Linked DNA regions of Homo sapiens: region 1 is linked to region 2. A link is a contact called in ENCODE Hi-C or POLR2A ChIA-PET data. All regions are on one chromosome and are shown on one strand. The core of a region is the stretch at or near the end of the contact, and the rest is flanking DNA. Distances in the headings are between cores, read along the strand shown. Region 1 holds the start of DYNC2I1 (dynein 2 intermediate chain 1). Region 2 holds the start of UBE3C (ubiquitin protein ligase E3C).

The links. A loop is a pair of places that touch in the nucleus more often than their neighbours do. ChIA-PET counts read pairs that join two places held with the same protein, here RNA polymerase II (POLR2A). Pooled maps may share reads with other maps.
Region 1: a map with no recorded cell type shows a loop between it and region 2 (18-fold over the local background). The contact joins the promoter of DYNC2I1 here to the promoter of UBE3C in region 2. A Hi-C loop is called at or near these places in 2 of 37 single-sample maps with no recorded cell type and 9 of 50 pooled maps. POLR2A ChIA-PET finds 5 or more read pairs at or near these places in 2 of 52 experiments (Caco-2 and GM12878).

Annotation. Positions count from the first base shown.
Region 1 is chr7:158,854,551-158,860,304 of GRCh38, reverse strand. DYNC2I1 (dynein 2 intermediate chain 1) reads right to left here and starts at 3,747. Exons shown (of 25, transcript NM_018051.5): 1 at 3,555-3,747. The coding sequence starts at 3,569. It overlaps LOC124901796 (a long non-coding RNA gene), which reads left to right and starts at 3,783. Exons shown (of 2, transcript XR_007060627.1): 1 at 3,783-3,924; 2 at 4,909-5,167. RefSeq lists an enhancer at 2,330-2,871 and a silencer at 3,222-3,691.
Region 2 is chr7:157,137,676-157,143,386 of GRCh38, reverse strand. UBE3C (ubiquitin protein ligase E3C) reads right to left here and starts at 4,461. Exons shown (of 23, transcript NM_014671.3): 1 at 4,049-4,461. The coding sequence starts at 4,114. RefSeq lists silencers at 3,830-3,899, 3,950-4,339, 4,620-4,969.

The DNA.
Region 1 (5,754 bases), core at 2,498-4,997, 1.7 Mb before region 2:
GGTGAATCACCTGAGGTCAGGAGTTCCAGACCAGCCTGGCCAACATGGTGAAACCGTGTCTCTACTAAAAATATAAAAAAAATTAGCCCAGCATAGTGGTGCATGCCTGTAATCTCAGCTACTTGCGAGGCTGAGGCAGGAGAACTGCTTGAACCCGGGAGGCAGAGAATGGAGTGAGCTGAGATCATACCACTGCACTCCAGCCTAGGGGACAAGAGTGAGACTTCGTCTCCAAAAAAAAAAAAAAACTCTAATACCAAAATAATCCAATACAATTTTATTCCAGTAATCTCATGAAAACTTTATCCTTCCCCTTACCTTATGAAATAGACTATACTAATTAATTCTATATCACAGCCTAATAGTTACATAATTAGATTCTAATGACCCATGGGTTAACTTCCTAAAAAGTTAAAGACCGACTTGCAATTGAGAACCTGTTACAGGAATTCATTAGTTGCCAGGAAATATCCAGCTCTGAGATCTGTTGCTTTTGCTACTTTAAAAATGTTTATTTACTGGCCTGGCACAGTGGCTCATGCCTATAATCCCAGCACTTTGGGAGGCCGAGGTGGGCGGATCAAGACCAGCCTGGACAACACGATGAAATCCCGTCTCTGCTAAAAATACAAAAATTAGCTGGGCGTGATGACACACATCTGTAATCCCAGCTACTCAGGAGCCTGAGACAGGAGGACCGCTTTAACCTGGGAGGTGGCGGTTGCAGTGAGCTGAGATCACGCCATTGCACTCCAGCCTGGGCGACAGAGCGAGACTCTGTCTCAAAAAAAATGAATTTTATGTATTAAATATGTATCAGAATAAAACCCCAAGGGACAGTCAAATGTCAAAAATAACGAATGAAAAAAGATCTATAACAAACTACATCCATATTCAAAACATCACAGATAAAGATCCTAAATCTTCTGGAGAGAAAGAAAATGTTACTCACAAAGATATCTCATCAGCCAAACACACTGCTAGAAGACAAAAGTAAACCATCTTCAAAGTTCTGGGAAATTATTTTGCTCCTAGAATTCTATGCTAAGCCAAACTCTTAAACAATCTATCAGTATAATAAGGATATTCTTAGGGCATACAGTTTTCTTCCCACATATACTCTTGTCTAAAAAGGTATGCGACAGGCCAGGCATGGTAGCTCGCACCTGTAGTCCCAGCACTTTGGGAAGCCAAGGCAAGAGCGTTGCTTGAGCCTGGGAGGTTTAGGCTGCAGTGAGCTGTGAGCGTGTCACTGCACTCCAACTTGGGTGAAAGAGCAAGACTCTGAAGAAAGGAAAGGAGAGGAAAGGAAAGGGGGGGAGGGGAGGAAAGGGGAGGGGAGGAAAGGGGAGGGGAGGGGAGGAAAGGAAAGGGGAGGGGGGAGGGGAGAGGGGAGGGGAGAGGAGGAGAAGGGAGGGGAAAGGGGAGGGCAGGGGAAAGGGGAGGGGAGAGGAAGGGAGGGGAAAGGGGAGGGGGGAGGGGAGAGGAAAGTGGGGGGAGGGGATACTCCACTGGAAAAAGCATGGAGATTTCAAAAAAGAGGGAGACACTTGATCCAAGAAACAGTAGGCCTAACCCAGAAGCACAATGAGAAAGAATTCCCAGATCATAGCTCTGTGCATGTCTAGAAAACAATTTGTCCTGATGAGAACATAAAGTCAGTGAGCTCTGGGAAGAATTTAAGAGAATTTCATTAAACAGGTAATATGACACTAATAAGCTAGAAGACATCATAAGGTTTAAAAATTTAAAACAGCTTATGTTCTTTTTTGCCAAAACTAAAAAAACAGGGCAAATAGGGCCATTTATGAAAGACATGGTCCAAATGATAAGCAAACTTCATTGTGGTACATTAACTGAATGTAACAAAAGATGACCCCTTTGACCCTGACACCAGAAACATTGTTCCCTGAGTAGAGTGAGCTTAGAATACAGGACTCCATTGTATCTATTGGTCCAATCTGACTATTTGGTTCTGCAATGAAAACGTATATAACCATGATGTTATAGTGTTTATTGGTTTTCATTTTTAAAATCAACCTATAAACAAATCACGGACAATGTAAGTTACAGAGTAACTTAAAGAAATGTAAAGAGAATAGCATAGAAGATGACAGGGTCAGGAAATTAGTGGGTTTAGGGAGAAATGGGGAGTGCAGGGCAGTAGCTTCTTAATCTTAACTAGGGGAAAGTTAAAAAATACTATCTAAGGTTGGCCTAGCGCGGTGGCTCACGCCTGTAATCCCAGCACTTTGGGAGGCCAAGGCGGGCGGATCACCGGAGGTCAGGAGTTCGAGACCAGCCTGACCAACATGGAGAAACCCCATCCCTACTAAAAATACAAAAATTAGCCAGGCATAGTGGCACCTGCCTGTAATCCCAGCTACTCGGGAGGCTGAGGCAGGAGAATCGCTGGAACCCAGGAGTTGGAGGTTGCGGTGAGTAGAGATCGTGCCACTGTACTCCAGCCTGGGCGACAAGGGGAATTATCTTTAAAAAAAAAAAAAAAAAAAGGCCGGGTGCAGTGGCTCACGAAGTCAGGAGATCAAGACCATCCTGGCCAACACGGTGAAACCTCATCTCTACTAAAAATACAAAAATCAGCTGGGCTTGGTGGCGGACATCTGTAATCCCACCTACTCGGGAGACTGAGGCAGGAGAATCTCTTGAACCCTGGAGTCGGAGGTTGCAGTAAGCCAAGTTCGTGCCATTGCATTCCAGCCTGGTGACAGAGTGAGACTCCATCTCAAAAAAAAAAAAAAAACAAAAACCTAAGGTTTATATAACATAAAATACAAATTAAGGAGTATTATTCAACACATAAAGGTAAGTGATGGGGAAAAAATAATAGGAGTGAAGGTAGAAGAAAATGTATGCAAATTAAATTCCTCATCTTTCAGTGGGGAATCAATAGATAAGAATAATACAGTAATATCTAACATTTATTGAGTGTTAATGAAAGCAGGCACTGGTCTATGCACTTTTACACATAATATCTCACTTAACCTTCTTAAACACCCTATAATGTTGCTATTATTATTGTGCCCATTGAATGAATTAGGAAACAAGACATGTTAAGTGAGTTTGCCAAGGTCATACAAGTAAATACAAAATCCTGAATTCAAACTCAAGCACCCAGGCTGCACTCTCTCAACCTCTTAAACTGTGACAAGTCATATTTAAACTTAAGTCAGCTAAAATTTAATAAACTTTTAAATATGTCTCCTCAGCCACCCCGGCCCCGCAGCAGGGGCCGAGGCCGCCTCCAGGCCGGGCGCGAGGAGACGGGCCGCGGCGGCGACCCCAGGCCTGAGGCTGCACAGACCGCCTCTCCCGACCGCCGGGAGCCCGGCGTCCTGCCATCCCTCGCGCCGACGGCCAGCCGCGCCTCCGTTTCCCTTCCTGCCTCGGAGGCACCGCGGCTCCTCCGGGAAGCCCCGGCCCGGCCGAGAGAACCGCTGCGCAAAGGGAGGGCGGCGGCGGCGCTGCTAGCGGCGCCCGAAGGAGTCCGCGAAGCTCGACCACCCCTCGCCCAGACCCAGCGCCGCACCGACCTTCCCGGGCTCCATCGCTTCCCGCAGGCCCGGGCGGCCGCGGTGTCCTCGGCCCCGGCCAGGCGCGGTCCACCCCGAAGAGGCCACCTGTGCCCCGCACCCTTCGGGAGGCGCGTCCCAGCGCCTAGCAACCGACAAGCAGGAGCAGCAGAGGGCCCAGAAGCACTGCCCAGCGTGCCCTGCGGCCTCTCCCAGTGCGCCTGCGCATCCCCGGCATTTTTAGCACCTGGCAGGCAGGAGCAGGGGAAGGCCGAGTGGTCGCTGCTCGGCGTGCCCGCGGCCCCTCCCAATGCGCCTGCGCTTCCCCGGCTCCTAGCAACCGCCAGGCAGGAGCAGCAGAGGACCGAGCGGTCGTTGGTCTCCCCAAGGGGTAGGTGCAGTACCCTGACTTGGGGTGCAGGGGCTCTTGACTCGCCCCAACCCGCCCCGGGTTCCCACGGGACCGGACTGACAGTCGGGGAAGATAGAAAGGGAGAGCAGATATTGAAAAGAGCTTTACGTTTGAGGCCGAGCGCGGTGGCTCACCCCTGTAATCCCAGCACTTTGGGAGGCGGAGGCGGGTGGATCATGAGGTCAGGAGATCGAGACCATCCTGGCTAACACGGTGAAACCCCGTCTCTACTAAAAATACAAAAAAAAAAAATAGCTGGGCGCAGTAGCAGGCGCCTGTAGTCCCAGCTACTCGGGAGGCTGAGGCAGAAGGATGGCGTGAACCTGGGAGACGGAGCTTGCAGTGAGCGGAGATCACGCCACTGCACTCCAACCTGGGCGACAGAGCGAGACTCTGTCTCAAAAAAAAAAAAAAAAAAAAGAAAAGAGCTTTACATTTGAATAAGGCTTTGCACTTAACAAATTATATTCCCATATGTCGTCTTTTGATAAAAACAAGCAGTAAGGTAGGCAGGAATCAACGTTGAGAGACTGTTTTTATACAACACGTAAGGGAAAATCAAAAACTCTCAGGACCTCCGAACTCCTTCAGCCAAAGGGAAAGTTAGGGCTGAAAGCCTGAAACCGCCTTTTCAAAATTATGACTGAGGCAGTAAAAGAGGTGTAACTTAACCCACAGCATCTTGCTTCTGACCTCCAAGCTGTGCTTGTTCCTTCCTGGCAGTAGGCTGAACTAACTTTGGGAGAAACTTAGTTTATATTTTATAATTTAAACACAGACGGTAACAGCCCTTTCCCAAAGCAGGCCTTCTTGCCTGGGGACTTGATTGCCTTTGTAGGACTGATGTTAGCCACAAGATTAGAAATTACGTTTTAGGAGTAGTTTCTAATATGCAGCTGGAGGCTACAATATTCTGACCCTCCCTAAACTGCTCCTAAGATCAGTGCTTGAGATATTTTGCAGAACCTGCACTTGATGGATCAGCTGGCACCACCCAGATCAATAAACTGGCTCATCAGATCTTGTGGCCCCTCACCCAGGAACTGATAAGGGCAAGAAGACCGCTTTGACTCCCTATGATTTCATCTCTGACCAATCAGCACTCCTGGCTCACTGGCTTCCCCCCACCCAAGTTATCCTTGAAAACTCTGATCCCTGAATGCTTCAATGCTCAAGGAGATGGATTTGAGTAATAATAAAACTCTAGTCTCCTGCACAGCCAGCTCTGTGTAAATTACTCTTTCTCTATTGCAATTCCCCCATCTCGATAGGCTCTGTCTAGGCAGCGGGCAAGGTGAACCCCTTGGGTGGTTGCAAGCCGAGTCGCCCAACACCCTCTTCCAAATGCACAGCTGTTGCTTTGCAGGCTGCAAGGCTCCTGCCAGCCAGGCCCCCGTGAAGGCAGGGCCGGGCACCTTGGCCCCCACCAGTCTCCCAGGTGTAAATGTTTTGCCAGCCTGGAGACCTTTCAAGATGTGTGTCCTCACTTAAACAAAGACACGCCAATTGTAACTTTAGATCTGCAACTTAAGTCTGAAACTACCTCTGCAAGAATTAGAACTGAGAAAATTATGACAGTGAAAGAGATCTAACCTGACTCCATCTTGCTTCTAACCTCCAAGCTGTCCTTGTCCATTCCTGGTCGTAGAATAGTTTAACTTTGAAAGAAAGATAACAGCCCTTTCCCAAAACAAACCCCCTTCTCTTTTTTTATTATTATTATACTTTAAGTTCTGGGGTACATGTGCAGAACGTGCAGGTTTGTTACATAGGTATACACATGCCACGGTGGTTTGCGACACCCATCAA
Region 2 (5,711 bases), core at 3,212-5,711:
CGCCTATCCTTTCATAAACTTGTTTTTGTTTCTTTTTGTTTTGCCTACTAAGCTAGTTTTAGTCCATTTCTGTACTTGAAATCAGATGACCCCGTGATATTCTTCTATACACTACCAAGAAAAACATACCCCCAATTAAACTGCATCATGCTATCAGTGTGTATCCCGATGTCAGAAATATTTAAAGATAGAAATCAGTGTGACTTAAAAAAAAATTTCAGGCTGAGCGCAGTGGCTCATACCTGTAATCCCAGCACTTTGGGAGGCTGAGGCAGGCGGATCACCTGAGGTCGGGAGTTCGAGACCCGCCCGACCGACATGGAGAAACCCCATCTCTACTAAAAATACAAAATTAGCCAGACGTGGTGGTGCAGGCCTGTAATCCCAGCTACCCGGGAAGCTGAGGCAGGAGAATCGCTTGAACCCGGGAGGTGGAGGTTTGTGGTGAGCTGAGATCGCACCATTGCACTCCAGCCTGGGCAACACTGCGCTCCAGCGTGAGCGAAACTCCATCTCAAAAAAAAAAAAAAAATTCAACTTTTATTTTAGAGTTAGGGGGTACCTATGCACGTTTGTTACAAGAATATACTGCAGGACGCGGAGGTTTGGGGTGTGAATGATCCCATTACCCGGGGAGTGAGCACAGTTACCAACAGGTAGCTTCCCAGCCCTTGTCCCCGTCCCTCTCTTTCCCCCTCTAGTAGTCCCTGGTGTCTATCATCCCATCTTTATGTCCATGTGTAATCAATGTTTAGCTCCCCAAAGTGACTTTGAATCAATGTAATCCAATCTACATGTACTCCACACACCCCGCTCCACGAACCTGGAATGCCTTCTCGTCTTCCACCCATCCTAATTACACCCATCCTTCAGGACTAAGCTCCAAACAATTCTACTTTTTCTGAATCAGGACCAAGGGAAATTTAGAATGTAGCAATTACTCTATTGTTATTTAATTTTTAATTGCTTAAGTCTTATCTGCCCAACAAGATTATCAACTTCTTCAAGTCAGACTTGTCGTACACAGATCTATACAAATAATAAATACTAAAAGTATTTAATTTGAAAAAAGAAAAAGCTTATTCAAAGGTGGTAACCACTCCATTTTCCACTAAGCTCCAGAAAGGGAAGATTTCAAATAATAATTTAAGACATGAGAAAAGGGTCACTATAACTTCATTTTTCCAACAAGGGAAGGGACTTATGCGGCAGTCAAAGAGAATTCAGGAAAACAAGCATATGTAGGTGCTCAACATAATTAGTTGTCAGGAAACAAAATTAAAACCACAAAGAAACTACATCCTCACTAAAATTAAAGGACTTGCAATATCAAGTGTTGGCAAGGATGTGGAAACCTGGATACCTTCAGATGCTGTGGGCGTGCGACACGGGGAAACTGTGGCAGCGGTGTGCACAACAGCTGAACATGCGTATCATCTAGGACCCAGCACAAGAGTATTATGTGCACCAAAAGGCACACACAGCAAAGGTCTGTAAGAAAACAGAATCAGCCACGGTGCGTTCACACAAAGGGCAATGCCGTGCACCGAGGCGGATGGAGTCCACCTCTCAGACAGAAGCCAAGCCAAAGCAGCCGGGCACAAACGACAAGTGGTGAGTGGCTCCATGCCCCTGAAGTTCAACAGGTAACGCTCATCTACAGTAATGGAGGTCAGAAGGACAGTCACCTTTGTGGGGCTACAGACATACATGGCATAATGACCTCTCAGTCTGTCGACAACAGACCACATATACACCGTGGTCCCATAAGATTATAATTTGTATTTTTACTGTATCTACGTTTGGATGCACAGACACTCACCATTGCATGAAGAGCTGCCTACAGTATTCAGCACAGAAACACGCTGTCCAGGTGTGTAGCATAGGGGCAACGGGCTGTACCAAGCAGCTAGGTGTGCAGTGGGCAACACTGGCTATAGGTTTCTGTTAAGTGCACTCTAGGACGGTCCCACAACAACCAACTGGACTAGTGACAGCGTCCCCCTCTTTAAGTCACATATGACTGTAATGAATGGGTGAGAGTGCAGGGGAGCCTCTGGAATGCTGGGGATGGTCTTCCTTTGATGTGAGTGGTGTTCCATCTACAGGAGAGTGTCCATATGCAAAAATCCTTCAAGCTGTACATACAGCTGGCTCCCCACCCAGATTCCTTAACCAGGCCAGGGCACCCATGCCCCAGCTGCTGCCAGTTCCTACTAAGGGCTCTTTACTGCCACTCTCTCCCAGAAGAATGGCCCTCGGCTCAGGGTTAGCAGTGCCACACTCCCACCCTCATCCCGGAGGGGCAGCAGCCTGCAGCCACCAACCCCTCTGCCGCAATTAGGGCCAATTGTAGCATGCTCCTGGTGAGATGGGGTTAACGCTAGCCTCCAGCTGAGACGCCTTTTCCTTCCCTACCCAGCTTCCCTCTCGCCCTTCCTCCTCAATTTCACTTGCACAAGGATCTCTTTAGTGTTTGTGAACCTGACTGTATCTTAAGTTATACCTCAATAAAAAGAGTTTTGTTTTTAAAGGGGTGATTCTTTTACACAGCTCGTGCTATCTTCCCTTGAGATTCTGATCAACAGTTAAGAAATCTCACTCCCTCAGAGCAGAGATGCACTCCTTGGTGAAAAGGGACCAACATCCGTGGCCCGTGGGGTGTTCCTGCCTGCAACAGAGGCCGCGCGGCGCTGTGTAAATGGCATGGAGTCTCAGATGGTCTGCCACTAGCTTGCTGTGTGAATGGGCACTCCTTCAAATGTTCTGCAGCTCACCTTCCGAACTTGTAAGCAAGGCGATTTGGCCCTGAGATTCTCTGAAGTCTCTCCTAACTGTAGAAATCCTTTGATCTCATAAAACATTTTCATTAACGTGGAAGACCCTAAGTGCTACCACGACCACCCTTAACTGCACAGTACTTAGTTCTGGAGCACAAGTGACTTCCAAGCAATCACCATCACACGAACCTCAAAGCTGAAAAATTATCAGCACACTTCTCTCCCAACTCTTTACCCAGGTTCCCTTCTAACCTCAGAAACCACCAAACACAGCCCCACAGCACAATCTTAATAACAGCAGTTCCTCCTTGGCCTGCCAGCACCCACTCTGCGTTATGTGCCTACCTGGTGGTTGTGATATACAGAATATACTGATAGACAAGAAAAACTAGGTGAAGCATTTTAAAGAACATTTCAGAAATGATGGGAAGGGGTGGGAAGGGAGGGGCGGGAACAAGACCACACAGTGTTCAACGACTTAGCGGTTCCAGTGAACCAACTGATGCCCGTCTTCAGGGACAGACAGCTAGAAATTCTAGACTAGAACAGAGGCGTCATGGTTTGCCTACCCTTATCCTAAACAATTACCATGCGAACAACTTAATGTCGATCACAACAGATGTAAGTCCGGAGTCTCTCCACAGTTTCCAGGAGGCTGGTGGCAAATAATTGCCCTCGTCTTGGATTCAAACACGTGGCTATTCATGAGACGTTCTGCCTCTACTTTAGAGATTATCGACATCAGCAAATGCGTGCCGTTCACCTTCTACAACCGAAAACGCCCTTCAGGTGGCATTCGAAAAGCAGCCACTCCCTGATGCCATGCGGGAGCGAGCATGGAAAGCGCATTTCTGAAAGGAAACACCCAGAAAGGGTAAGTTCACCTTGGGTGGCACAAAGCGTGCCAGGGTTCACCGGCCTCCTGCATGGAAGGGAGCCACGGCCAGCGCGCCCGGGTCCCGAAGCGCAGTGGACAGGCAAGGCCCCCACGGGCGCGGCCTCGAGTTCCAGCCAGGGAGGCCCCGAGTCCAGTCCTAAGCCCCAGCCAGAGTCCTGGCCCCAAGTCTCGGCTCCGAGTCCAACCCCGAGTCCCGGCCGGAGCGGCCCCGAGATCCGGCGAGGAAGCCCCGAGTCCCCGCCAGGGAGGCCCCGAATCCAGCCCCAAGTCTCGGCCCCGAGTCCAGCCCCGAGTCCAGCCCCGAGTCCCAGCCCCGAGCCCCGGCCGCGCAGGCCCCGAGCCGAGGGCGCCCCGCCAGCCCGGCCCTCACCTTCCTGCTCGCGCCGCCAAGGGACACCTTGGGCCGCGTCTTGAAGTCGCCTTCGAAGCTGAACATCCTGGCAGCCTAGCCCATGTGCGGGCAGCGCCGCCGCGGAAGCAGCCGGGCGGGCGGGGCACGGGGCGGGCTGGGAGGCTCTCGGCGCCCGCCCGCCCGGCCCGGGGCAGCGAGGACGCGGCGGCCGGGAGGCGACCCGAGCCCGCCCCCGGGCTGTACCCTCCCAGCCCTGCCCTGGGGCGGGAGGGGCGGCAATACTGGAGGGGCGGCCCTGCCTCGCCTGCCCCTCATCCACGCCGGCCACAGCTCGGGCCGCTGCAGGGGCGCCCAGCGGGCAGCAAACCCGGCGCTTGCACCTGGAACTGCCGCCTCGGGAGGGAAGATGGCGGTCAGCCGTCAGTGCGTGCGCGGCCCTGCAGACGTGCGCGGCCCTGCAGACGTGCGCGGCCCTGCAGACGTGCGCGGCCCTGCAGACGTGCGCGGCCCTGCAGACGTGCGCGGCCCTGCAGACGTGCGCGGCCCTGCAGACGTGCGCGCCTCCGCCATTGACGGCACGGCGCTCTTCCCGGCGGTTCCGCTAGCGTGCGCGGCCCCGCAAGGCGCGCTGGAGCCTGGGGAGGACGGCGGTGACGCGGGCTGGGCACGCGGCGGAGTGGGCGGGGCCTGGTGCGTGCTGGGGGAGCGCGGCGAGGGGCGCGGGAGGTGTTGGGTGCGGGGCAGGGTGCGGGAAAGGTGGAGTGCGAGGCACGGGCCGGGATGGGGTGCAGGGCAGGGTGCGGGGTGCAGGGTGGGGTGCAGGGGCCGGCACCCGGAGCGGGCTGGGAGCGGCCAATCTGGTGCCAGACTCGAGTGAGGCGGGAAAGGAGCAGCTAGGCCCAGCCCGTCTGTTTACATCCCACCTGTTCTATGTCTATGACACGCACAGACGGACGTAAATATTTACCATGTACACAGACATGCGCAGATTTGCCTCATACATAGCACACATATGCATCTATAGATACAGCATCAATACATATAAATATGTATCATGTACACATACCTGTGTATGCAAAAATATTTGCTCCTGGACTTACCATGGGGCTTTGTCCTGATAAACCCATCGTAAGATGAAAATATTGTAAGTTGAAAATGTATTTAATGCTACAATAAACCCATCACAAAGTCAAAAAATTGTAAGTTGAGCCATTTTAAGTTGGGGACCACCTATACATAAACATGTGTCTTATATCCACACATACGTATACATAATATCTCATATACATGTGCATATACATATATATCATACACGATTGAAACCAATTTCTAAAAATTGATTTTTGGTTGTATACAAGGTGTGCAACATGATGATTTCATAGAGACATTGTGAAATGACTACCCTCTTTGTGTGTGTGTGGTAAGAGTACATAAAATCTACTCTCTTAGCAAAATTTCAACACACAATACGATATCATCTACAGTCGTCCTGCGGCCGAGCACGGTCGCTCACGCCGGTAATCCCAGCACTCTGGGAGGCCAAGGCGGGCGGATCACCTGAAGTGAAAAGTTCGAGACCAGCCTGGCCAACATGGTGAAACCCCATCTCTAATAAAATACAAAACTTAGGCCGGTGTGGTGGTGCACGCCTGTAGTCCAAGCTACTCTGGAGGCTAAGGCA